Linked DNA regions of Mus musculus: region 2 is linked to region 1. A link is a loop called in an ENCODE intact Hi-C map of the cell type or tissue named here. Cell type or tissue: heart. All regions are shown on one strand. Region 1 holds the start of Btrc (beta-transducin repeat containing protein). Region 2 overlaps Btrc (beta-transducin repeat containing protein).

Region 1 (5,000 bases):
GCAGCAGTACGGGGTGATCTCACAATGTCTCTTTATGATTGCTAAGTCTCATTATTCCATAAATCTAATTAAATGGCAGGTTCCTCTTCAGAGCCAACCCTCGAAACCGGAAAACAAAACTGAGCACTTTTCTGACTTACAACTGGAAGCTGGCTGAGGGCATAAAAGCAGTACTGACTTACTCCCATCCTCTCCCCCAAGATTTCAAGGTCTCTGCTCATTTGCTTGTTTGTAAACAGGGTCTCAAGTAGCCCTGGCAGACTTAACTCCTGACCCTTCCGCCCAGTGCTAGGATTACAGACATTCACCACCACACCTAGCTAGCTTGTTTGGTTTTTTTGTTTGTTTATGGTCTGTTGACACAGGGTATAATTCCGTATGTAGCCCAAGCTGGCTTTCACCTGGCCAATACTCCTGCCTCTTCCTCACCATCCTCCTGCTTGTTCTCTTCCTCCTCCTCTCCTCCTCTTCCTTTTCTTTTTTGTGTTTTTCAGACAGGTTCTTACTATGTGCCTTTAGCTATCCTAGAACTCACTATGTAGACCAAGCTAGACTCAAACTGAGATCCACCTACCAGTCCAGATGTAGGCCACCTTCCCCAGCCTGACTCCACTTCTTAAGTACTGGAGAATAAGGTACAAGCCACAATTCCAGACCTGGGGTCTCAATATTTTAGAAGGTCAACACAGGACAGAAATTCAAGAAATGTCTTTTGGCTCAATAGAATTTTGTGAATGACAAACTTGTGTTTCTGAAGGTACGGATACAAAGTAATGTTTTTGTTGTTTGGCTTTTAGAGACAGAAGTTCTCTATGTAGTTCTGCTGTCCCAGAGCTCATACTACCTGGAGCTGGTACTCTAGACAAGGCTGGCCTTGAACTCAGAAATCAGTCTTGCCTCTGCTTCCCAAGTGTTGTTCCCAAGCCACCACAGCCCAGCTAAAATTTTATCTTTTTAATACACTTTATTTATTTATTTATTTATTTATTTATTTATTTTACGTGTATGGATGTTTTGTCTGCATGTATGTCTGTGCATCACCTGTTCACCTGTGTACATGGTGGGGGGGTGGGGGGGGAGTCCAGAAGAGGGTGGACTGGAGTTAAACCACTGTGAGTAGCCATGTGGGTGCTGGGAATCAAGCCTTCATCCTCTAGAAGAGCAGCAATGGTCTTAACTGCTGAGCAGCCTCTCCAGTCCCCAAAATAAAAAGTTAAATTTGACCAGCTTCTATAAATATGAATGGGACAATTTAAAACCTAATTTCAACTAAGTTAGTATCTATGTTTATCAAATTTGTTATGGCATTTTAGGCAAAGGCACAAAAAAACTATTCAACCAAGGAATGCTATTTGAAAGATGGGTTACAATTACTTCTGAAAAAAAACAAAAACAAACAAACAAATAAACAAAAAACCACAAGACTTGATTGAAAATAATGCATTATCCCTAAGACCACCTGTTAAGCTTAAAAAAAAAATCTATGCATCCATCCTTCTTTAGATGTAACTAGAGGCTGGTTTACACCTAGGCTATACAAGAAAGCATCAGATTAAAAGCATCAAATATCAGACTGGTCAAGGTTGCCAAAGACAAGCACAGCAAAGGAGAACCACCATACAAAGTTACAGAAACAGGGCCTAAGGGGTTGACACAGACCCTAAAAATGCAATACTCACTCTGTACTACAACCTAAAACTCACGGGCAACCACCAATCCCGACTTATCTCACTTTCTCTACTCCCTACATCCTTCCTCTGAAATTTCCTCACATCTCATTTCTCCAAGGACTTTCTTCTCACAGAAAGCAATACAGCACCTGGCTTCCCCCACTTTTTACTACCTCACCACTGAAGGCCCAAGTTTTGTTTTGATTTCTCTTATTGGTTATTAACCTTGTCCCCACTCACCTGTAACTACATTTCTTTCATCGCTTTGTCCTTACCACAAATAATTTTGACCCTCTCCTTCAAAACAGAGCACGTATCTCCTTTCTGATATTTGTAATTCTAGCTCACAATCAACACTGTCTTTCTCTCCCAGGAACTGTCACCATAGCCCTAGGTCTGAGTCCTTATCTTCTTAAATGAGGCCTCTTCCAGAGTTTGCCAACATTAGTAGAGCTAACTGGGATTCCACCCTTAGCCCTTAGGCAAAGGCTATCTTCTCAGCCCATCCTACAAAAATACTTGCCTCCCAGCCATGGTTTTCCCACTTTCGCCGTTACAGCCATCAGTTTCCAGCCCTGCCCAGTTTCCCCCTGCCCCCAGTGTCTGTCTTGCCATTATCCTATCTCCACTATTCCCCACTCCTGAGTGCACCTCCTCTCCCAGGCCTTACCCGTAACCCTGACACCGGGAAGGCCCCTGCCAGCGTCCACAGGCGTCTCTCCACCCGGGTTCCTCCGCTCTTCAGTAACTGTCCCCACGCCCCTTTCCCTCTGGGGCCCCGCGCGCCGCCAGGAGCCCCCACCTCGAATGAGCTCCCGCTGTCACTTGGCCTCTCTTCCACAAGATGGCGGAGCTGCTGCCCCCACCCCAGGGTCCCCTCTGTACCCTCCTGCACCCTCCCCCAAGCTCAGGTCCAGTCCCTCCCTCCGCCTCGCCACTGGCCTTGGCCCCCAGTCCCACTGCCCCCTCCTGCGGTGAGCGGGTGACCCTGGCCTAAGCTCAGCGACACGCCAACGCAGCCGCCTCCACTAGTCCCCTGCCCGCACCCATCTCCTCACCATAAACTTAAGCGCTTTCTCCTGCAGCACCGCCTCTGCCGGGTCCATAATCGCCCGGACTACTGGGTCTGCTCTCCGCCGGGGCCGCCCCTTTCGTGCCAGGCCGCAGCCAACGCAGCGTCCGGATCCCGCCTCCTCTTCCTTCCCCCGCCCTCTCTTTTTACCTCCTGGCACTGGCAGGGGGCCCGAGGAGGACCGCGGCTCTGCGCGTGCGCACTCCGCTGCCTCACGGGACTTGTAGTTCTGGAGGCTCCAGCGGCAAAAGGCAAGGCTACGCGGCGAACAGCAACTCCCACGGGTCACTGCGTAGAGTCGCGGCTGTGTGCAAGCCAAATGTAGAGCACTCGAGAGCCCGGAGGGGAAGTCGGCTGATGGGAATTGTAGTTTCCAGTCTCTAAGAAGGCAAAGCCGGAGTGTCACCGTGGTTACCAAACGACGCCAGTGGCTCCTTGCCTGGCATTTGATAGCAAGATGGCGACTAGCGCTTCCTCTGTATTCCAAATACTAGGAAAATAGAGAACTCAGGGTCCTTGGTTCTCCCTAATTGTGATTTTAGAAAACCAGACCCTCCTAAAGTTCATACATCTGGCATCTGCAGAAAGATTGAGACCTAGAGACTTGAGCCAAGTGTGCATGTAACAGCAGCCTCAACATCAATGCAAGATTCCGATAACATCCTAAGCTATTATTGCCTCTTTTTTTTCAGAAGAGCCTTTTCTCTCCCCAAGCAAGCCAGGGACAGATAGAACTCACTCCAGGAAACCTTGAGTTTAGCGCTCAGAAAGTATGAACTACCATTGCTAACCCTGAGATCAAAGTCCTGTGTTACATAAATGAAATTCAATGACTATCAAGCAAGTGAAATCTATAAGTAGTGTCTTTGGCCATAAAAAGCCAGAAATGGGAGCCGGGCATGGTGGCGCACGCCTCTAATCCCAGCACTCGGGAGGCAGAGACAGGAGGATTTCTGAGTTCAAGGCCAGCCTGGTCTACAGAGTAAGTTCCAGGACAGCCAGGGCTATACAGAGAAACCCTGTCTCAAAAAACCAAAAAAAAAAAAAAAAAGCCAGAAATGGGCCAGGTGTGGTGGCACATGCTTTTAGTCCCAACACTTAGGAGGCAAAGGCAGAGGCAGGTTGATGTAGTGAGTTTGAGGCTAGTCTTGTCTACAGAGCAAGTTCCAGGACAGCAAAGTCTACACTGAGAAACCCTGTCTTGAAAAATACAAAAGAAAAGAGAGGGACAAGATGGGGCTGGGGAGATGGCTCAGTAGATAAGAGTGCTTCCCATGAAAGGACAAGGACCTGAGTTCAAGTTTCTAGCACCCACATAAAAAGCTGGGGTATATGGGCTCAGTGGTTAAGAGCAGTTGCTACTCTTGCAATGAACCTGGGTTCAATTTCCAGCACCCACATGATGACCCACAGCCACTACTGTGCCTCACCTGGAGTAGATCTTTAATTAGGAGAACATCATTGGCCAAGAGAGAATGGTACTTAGGAATAATACAACAAATTTTGGTTAGGTTTCTGTTGTTCTTTCTTTTTCTGGTTGGTTGGTTGGTGTTTTCTGGGTTTGTTTGTTTGTTTGTTTTGTTGGTTTTTTTTTTTTACTTTTTTATTTATTTTGTGTATACGTAGGTGCACTTGGCTTGTGGAGATAAGGGGGCAGCTGGTGAGTTCGAGGTTCACAAGGTCTACATAGGAAGTTCCAAGACAGCCCGAGCTACATAGTGAAACCAGGACTCAAACAAACAAAAAGTTATTACTCTTCTTCCATAATGTAAGTCCCAGGGATCAAATTTAGATAATTAGATTTGGTGGCAAATGCCTTTACCCACTGAGCCATCTCACTAGACCAACTTAGTTTTGGCAGAAGGCAAATATACTCACTCTACAGGTTAAAGGAAGACCAATTAGTCTGGAGCTGATGCTGCAGAGTTCAACACTCACCTGATCTGCATAGTTGAGTTCCACACTAGCCTAGGCTACAAATGGAAGTCTGTATTTTAAAAAGTAGCAACGTTGGTCACAGCTGCTGTCACCATCACTTTATGCCCATCACTAGAAATTTTACATTAATAACTTCTAATAAACCAGGCATTATGGCACACAACTTTAATCCTAGCACTCTGGAGGTAGAGGAAGGCAGATCTCTGAGTTCAAGGCCAGCCTGATCTACAGAGCAAGTTCCAAGACAATCATGGCTACACAGAGAAACCCTATTTAAAAAAAAAAAAAAAGCAAAACAACAAAGAAGGGTTGTCAGTGGG
Region 2 (5,000 bases), 51 kb before region 1:
TCTACTAATCATTAAAGAACTCCTGAATGGCACACTTCTTAAATGATTTTCCTGGGTAAACTCAAAGCCTCAGTTAATAGATTATATTTCATCCTGTGTAAACACAGCTCTGGACAGCACAGGCCTGTTCCTTCAGCTCATTTTCTATCTAACTTCACCCTGAATGACTCTCCTTGGCATTACAGCAGAAAGCTAGACCAAGGACATGGCTCAGCAAGTAACAGTGCTTGGTGAGCAAGCCTTAGGAGTCTGAAAATTTGAGTTCCATCCCCAGACACCATGGCACATGCAAATATGCACAAAAACACAGTAAGTAAAAATAAAACTCAAAGTAAAGACTGCAATACTTTATTTAAGCTAAAAAATGCGTTCAACTACACAGGTTCGTCAGCTTTTAAAACATATCTAATATGTGGGGAATGAGGGGCTGGAGAAATGGCTCCTGGGTTCAGAGTATTCATTACTCTTGCAAAGGACTTGGGTCCTGGGCACCACAGATAGTGGCTCTAAACCATCTATAACTCCAGTTCCAGGGGACCTGATACCTGTGATGGTACTAGGCACACAAGCAGACAAAACTCTCATATACAGAAGAAATATATAATGATCTTTCTATGAGGAAGGGTTGGAGATGTGGCTCAGCAGTTAGAAGTACTTGCCGTTCTTGCAAGGGGCCAGAGTTTTTTTCCTAGCACCCACATTAGGGAGCTTACAACCACCAGCCCAGGAAATCTAACTCCTTCTAGTGTCTTCTACCCATAATCTTGTGCCTCCACCCTCACTCATGTGTACATACATACACATACACACACACACACACACACACACACACACATAATTTAAAAATAAATCTTAAAAAAATTAAAAAGTCTATGCAAAATAGAGGGAGGTGCTAAACAGGTTTCTACTAAATCAAAGAATGAGAAAATAAAGAGACTGATATGTTGCAACAAAATGTGTCTGGTGTTTCAAGAATTCAGCATCATGTGCCTATCAAAGTTCAAATCCACCCTGAGATCCCTGAGAATCTTCACCCCTCCCCCACACTTGACTCCTAAAGTAAGGCCCCATCCTCTTCGATGATAAAGGCCCTGCAGGCAAAGGGCTGGCCTCAGCATTCACTATATGAAAGCTGAATGGCAAAAATCTCCTAAACTCAGGTCCCTGTTGGTCAACTTCTAGGAGTAATAGAGGCTATAATAATCAACAATAAAAAGATAGCTGCATTGAGAGTTTATGTATCCTTAAGCCATGGTAAAGAATTCCCTTTCCACTACTATATCAACTAAAAAAATTCAGGCCAAGAGAAATGCAGTATTCCATATTCCTTGCAAGGCACTCAGGCTCTAACTTACAAAGTCAATGTTTGCCTTCAAATATCACATTTATTTAATTACTTATTTATTGTGAGAGAGTTTGTATGCCATGTTGCACATGTGGAGGGCAGAGGAGCTCTTAGGGAGAATCAATCTGCGCGTCTACTGTGTGGTCCTGGTCAGGATGTCAGGCCTTAGCTGCTGAGCCATCTCACTTGCCAATCCATCATTAGCCACATTTAAGAAGTCTGTTTACACATCTTTAATCTCAGCACTGGGGAGGCAGAGGCAGGTGGATTTCTGAGTTCGAGGCCAGCCTGGTCTACAGAGTGAGTTCCAGGACAGCCAGGGCTACACAGAGAAACCCTGTCTCAAAAACAAAACAAAACAAAACAAAACAAAACAAACCCCAACAGCTTCCAAGAATGCCAATTCCATTACACACTGCTCTGGTAAGAGTGTGGACGAGCGTCCACAGCTGCGGCAAGTTCATCCACCATACAATGACTCCTCACGGGTGCAGGTACAGGAGAGCACTAAAGTTTACCAGACAGAAATTGTTTACTAAAAAAAACTGTGTTTTCCTACCAAATTGTTTCATTTAAAAAGTCATCACTGTTCTGTATACAGAATGCTGCACTGAGTAAATGGCAATGGCAGACATGAGACGTCAGTGTGTCCCTCCAGGTTCAACCCACTCTCACACTGCTCACACACCATTTAATTCTGTGCCCTGTCCTCTCTCAGTCTCTCTGCCTCATCTGTCTGTTTCTGTGTCTGTCTGTATGCCTGTCTGTCTGTCTGTGTCTCTTTCAATCTGTGTGTGTCTGTCTGTCTCTCTCTCTTACATACACACACAGTTCAAGGAACCAAATCCAGAGCCTTGAGTATGATAAGCAATGTCCTATATTATCCCCTAATTTGTACTCTATTTAAGAGAGAAACTAACACACATAGTAACTACAAGAAAAAGTATAAAAATAACACTGGATTAGACAGTATGTGCTATTAATATTTTTTTTAATGTTTATAAATGTTCAGACATAGGCTTTAGTTCTATTGCAATATTACTCTAAGTTATCATATATTTGCCTACTCTCTTAGATTGCCCAGATTGTTCCTCAGGGATATGATTCATGCTTTTTTTTTTTTTTTTTTTTTGCTTTTTGGTTTTTTGAGACGGGGTTTCTCAAATTTCCAATATTCTCTTTGCCTCTTGAAGCTCAAGATGTGAGCTCTCAGAGGCTGCCCTAGTTGGCTGCCCCCTGCTGCCTGTGTTGGAACATAGGCAGCAGCATTGTGGACTCCAACCCCCTGAAAACATAATGCCTAAATAAACTTTCTTCTATTACAAACAAAACAGCACAACAACAACAAGCCAATTAATCTGGCCATGGTAAATGTTCAAAAAAAAAATGTGTCTTTAATCATCAGAAAACAATGCAAAACACACACCAGAGAGAAATCACTACTTACAGATTAAGTCAACTAGAGTATAAGGCAAGTTAGATGAAAAACTTCCACAATTATTGACCTGTATAATCCCTGATAAAGGGGGGTTAGTCAATTAGCAAAAGTTGCGGGGTACCTAGCAAATGGTAAATATAGGATCTAAACTACAATATTCTACCTAGAAAAGTATACATAAAAGTGGCACTTTAATGCTGAAAATCTAAGTTAGGTTACTCTGGGCTAAGATCTTGTCTCAAAAAAGAAAGCTGGGGAGGCATTTTTGAAAGTCATGGATGGGGGATGGAGAGATGGCTCAGGGGTTAAGAGTACTGACTGCTCTTCTAGAGGTCCTGAGTCCAATTCCCAGCAACCACATGGTGGCTCACAACCATCTGTCATGAGATCTGACACCCTCTTCTGGTGTGTCTGAAGACAGCTATACTGTATTCAGATATATTTTTTTTAAAAAGCCAAAAATACTTTTAAAAATCATATGCACTAATTCATTTTCTTTCTCATTCCCTCCCCACCCCTAGGCTAATGTCAGTGGTCTTTATAAACTCTTTCAATAAAGACCCACTAAGTGGTGGTAGTGCAAATCTTTAATCCCAACACTCAAAGGCAGAGGCAGCAGGAAGATCTCTGAGTTTCAGGCTAGCCTTGGTATACAAAGTTATTTCCAGGCCAGACAAGGCTACACAAAAAACAACAACAACACAACAAAAACCAAAACCAAAACAAACAAAAAACAAGCAATCAAAACCAAAGTGAAGCTTTTAAAAAAAAAAATGTAAGTGATAGAGCTTTTCCTGGTCTCCTCCCTCTCTACACAATTAGAGGAAGCAGTCACTAGTGAGTACGAGCTAAGCAGGCCTCTTGCTAGGTGACTGCAGTGGCTCAAAACAAGCTTTTGGAGTCCAAATAGCATGAGAACATCACTGGAAGCAGATGGGCCTGGCATGGAGCTAGGGACGAGACTCCAGTGAGCAGGAGGACTTGAGAATCCACACCCACACCGGGCAGGGCAAGGGGCAGGAAGGTTCCTTAAGGGCACATGAGGCACTGCAAGAGGTGAAAAGACAGAGTCCAGAACTCAGTTTCACACCTAGGTTTTAAAGAAGGTGAAGGCAGCACTGCTGTCAAGTAACCAAAAGTAAAGGAGACTTCCATGTGATGGGGAGGAGACTGAGAAAAATAGTCAGGCTTATCAGAGAAAGAAGAAGAAGAAAAGAAAAAGAAAAAAAAAAAAACCAGAATCAATGGTATATTGCTGTGTTACAACTGAAGATAATACTATGAGACAGAACTTGAGAAATGAAGTGTGTATATGCATACCTTTACACACACACACACACACAATACCAATTGAGAATGCCTATTACTAAAAATCTAGTAAAAAATGAACACATTTGATTGTTCTAAATAGAGCCTTAGAACAATGACTAAGTCCAGAGCTCTAGCCTTAAAAATTTAAGATGAGTTTGGAACAACTTCTTGAAGTGTTCAAAGATCAGGAGACACGTCAAAATGGCAGAGTGGACAGACGAAAAGCTGGAAGAGTAAACAAATGTTAAACAATCTAAACATCAAATGAATAGTGATAGCAGGTTACAATTGTGGCAAGCAAACTTTAACATGTTCTCCTGATGGCTTCTCCCTCCTAGTGTCCATGCCCTTGGTTAACCCCACTCCTTGTATGGGGAGGGCCTAAAACCTCCATCCGAGGAGTCTGGCAAAGGTACTGAGACACCATGACTAGATTACATAAAGCTAACTATCACCTTAAATATGAATAGATTACAATGACTAGATTACATAAAGTTAACTATCACCTTAAATATGAATAGATTACAATGACTAGATTACATAAAGCTAACTATCACCTTAAATATGAATAGATGACCATGACTAGATTACATAAAGCTAACTATCACCTTAAATATGAATAGATGACCATGACTAGATTACATAAAGTTAACTATCACCTTAAATATGAATAGATGACCATGACTAGATTACATAAAGCTAACTATCACCTTAAATATGAATAGATGACAATGACTAGATTACATAAAGCTAACTATCATCTTAAATATGAATAGATGACAATGACTAGATTACATAAAGCTAACTATCACCTTAAAGACTGAACAGCCTGCTTGGCCTGCTTGGCCTGCGTGATTTAATGAAGCAAGCAGTCACACTGAAGAAGTCCACGTGGCAAGGACTAAA

The links. Peaks named below come from ENCODE experiments on the same cell type or tissue, not always from the same donor. Only the 100,000 strongest peaks of a DNase experiment are listed, where the experiment ranks them.
Region 2: it touches region 1 in a loop (1.9-fold over the local background); 3 of 42 quality-filtered maps call a loop at or near these places.

What each region holds. Positions count from the first base shown.
Region 1 is chr19:45,361,615-45,366,614 of GRCm38, reverse strand. Btrc (beta-transducin repeat containing protein) reads right to left here and starts at 2,881. Exons shown (of 15, transcript NM_001037758.2): 1 at 2,729-2,881. The coding sequence starts at 2,776. In heart, a CTCF peak has its summit at 2,491 (motif pointing right); a DNase peak (open chromatin) is centred at 2,914; H3K4me3 peaks cover 2,123 bases; H3K27ac peaks cover 1,625 bases.
Region 2 is chr19:45,412,904-45,417,903 of GRCm38, reverse strand. All of the region lies in intron 1 of Btrc (beta-transducin repeat containing protein), which reads right to left. Among named protein-coding and RNA genes, the nearest start is that of Btrc, 52 kb to the right of the region's middle. In heart, a CTCF peak has its summit at 2,597 (motif pointing left); a DNase peak (open chromatin) is centred at 3,693.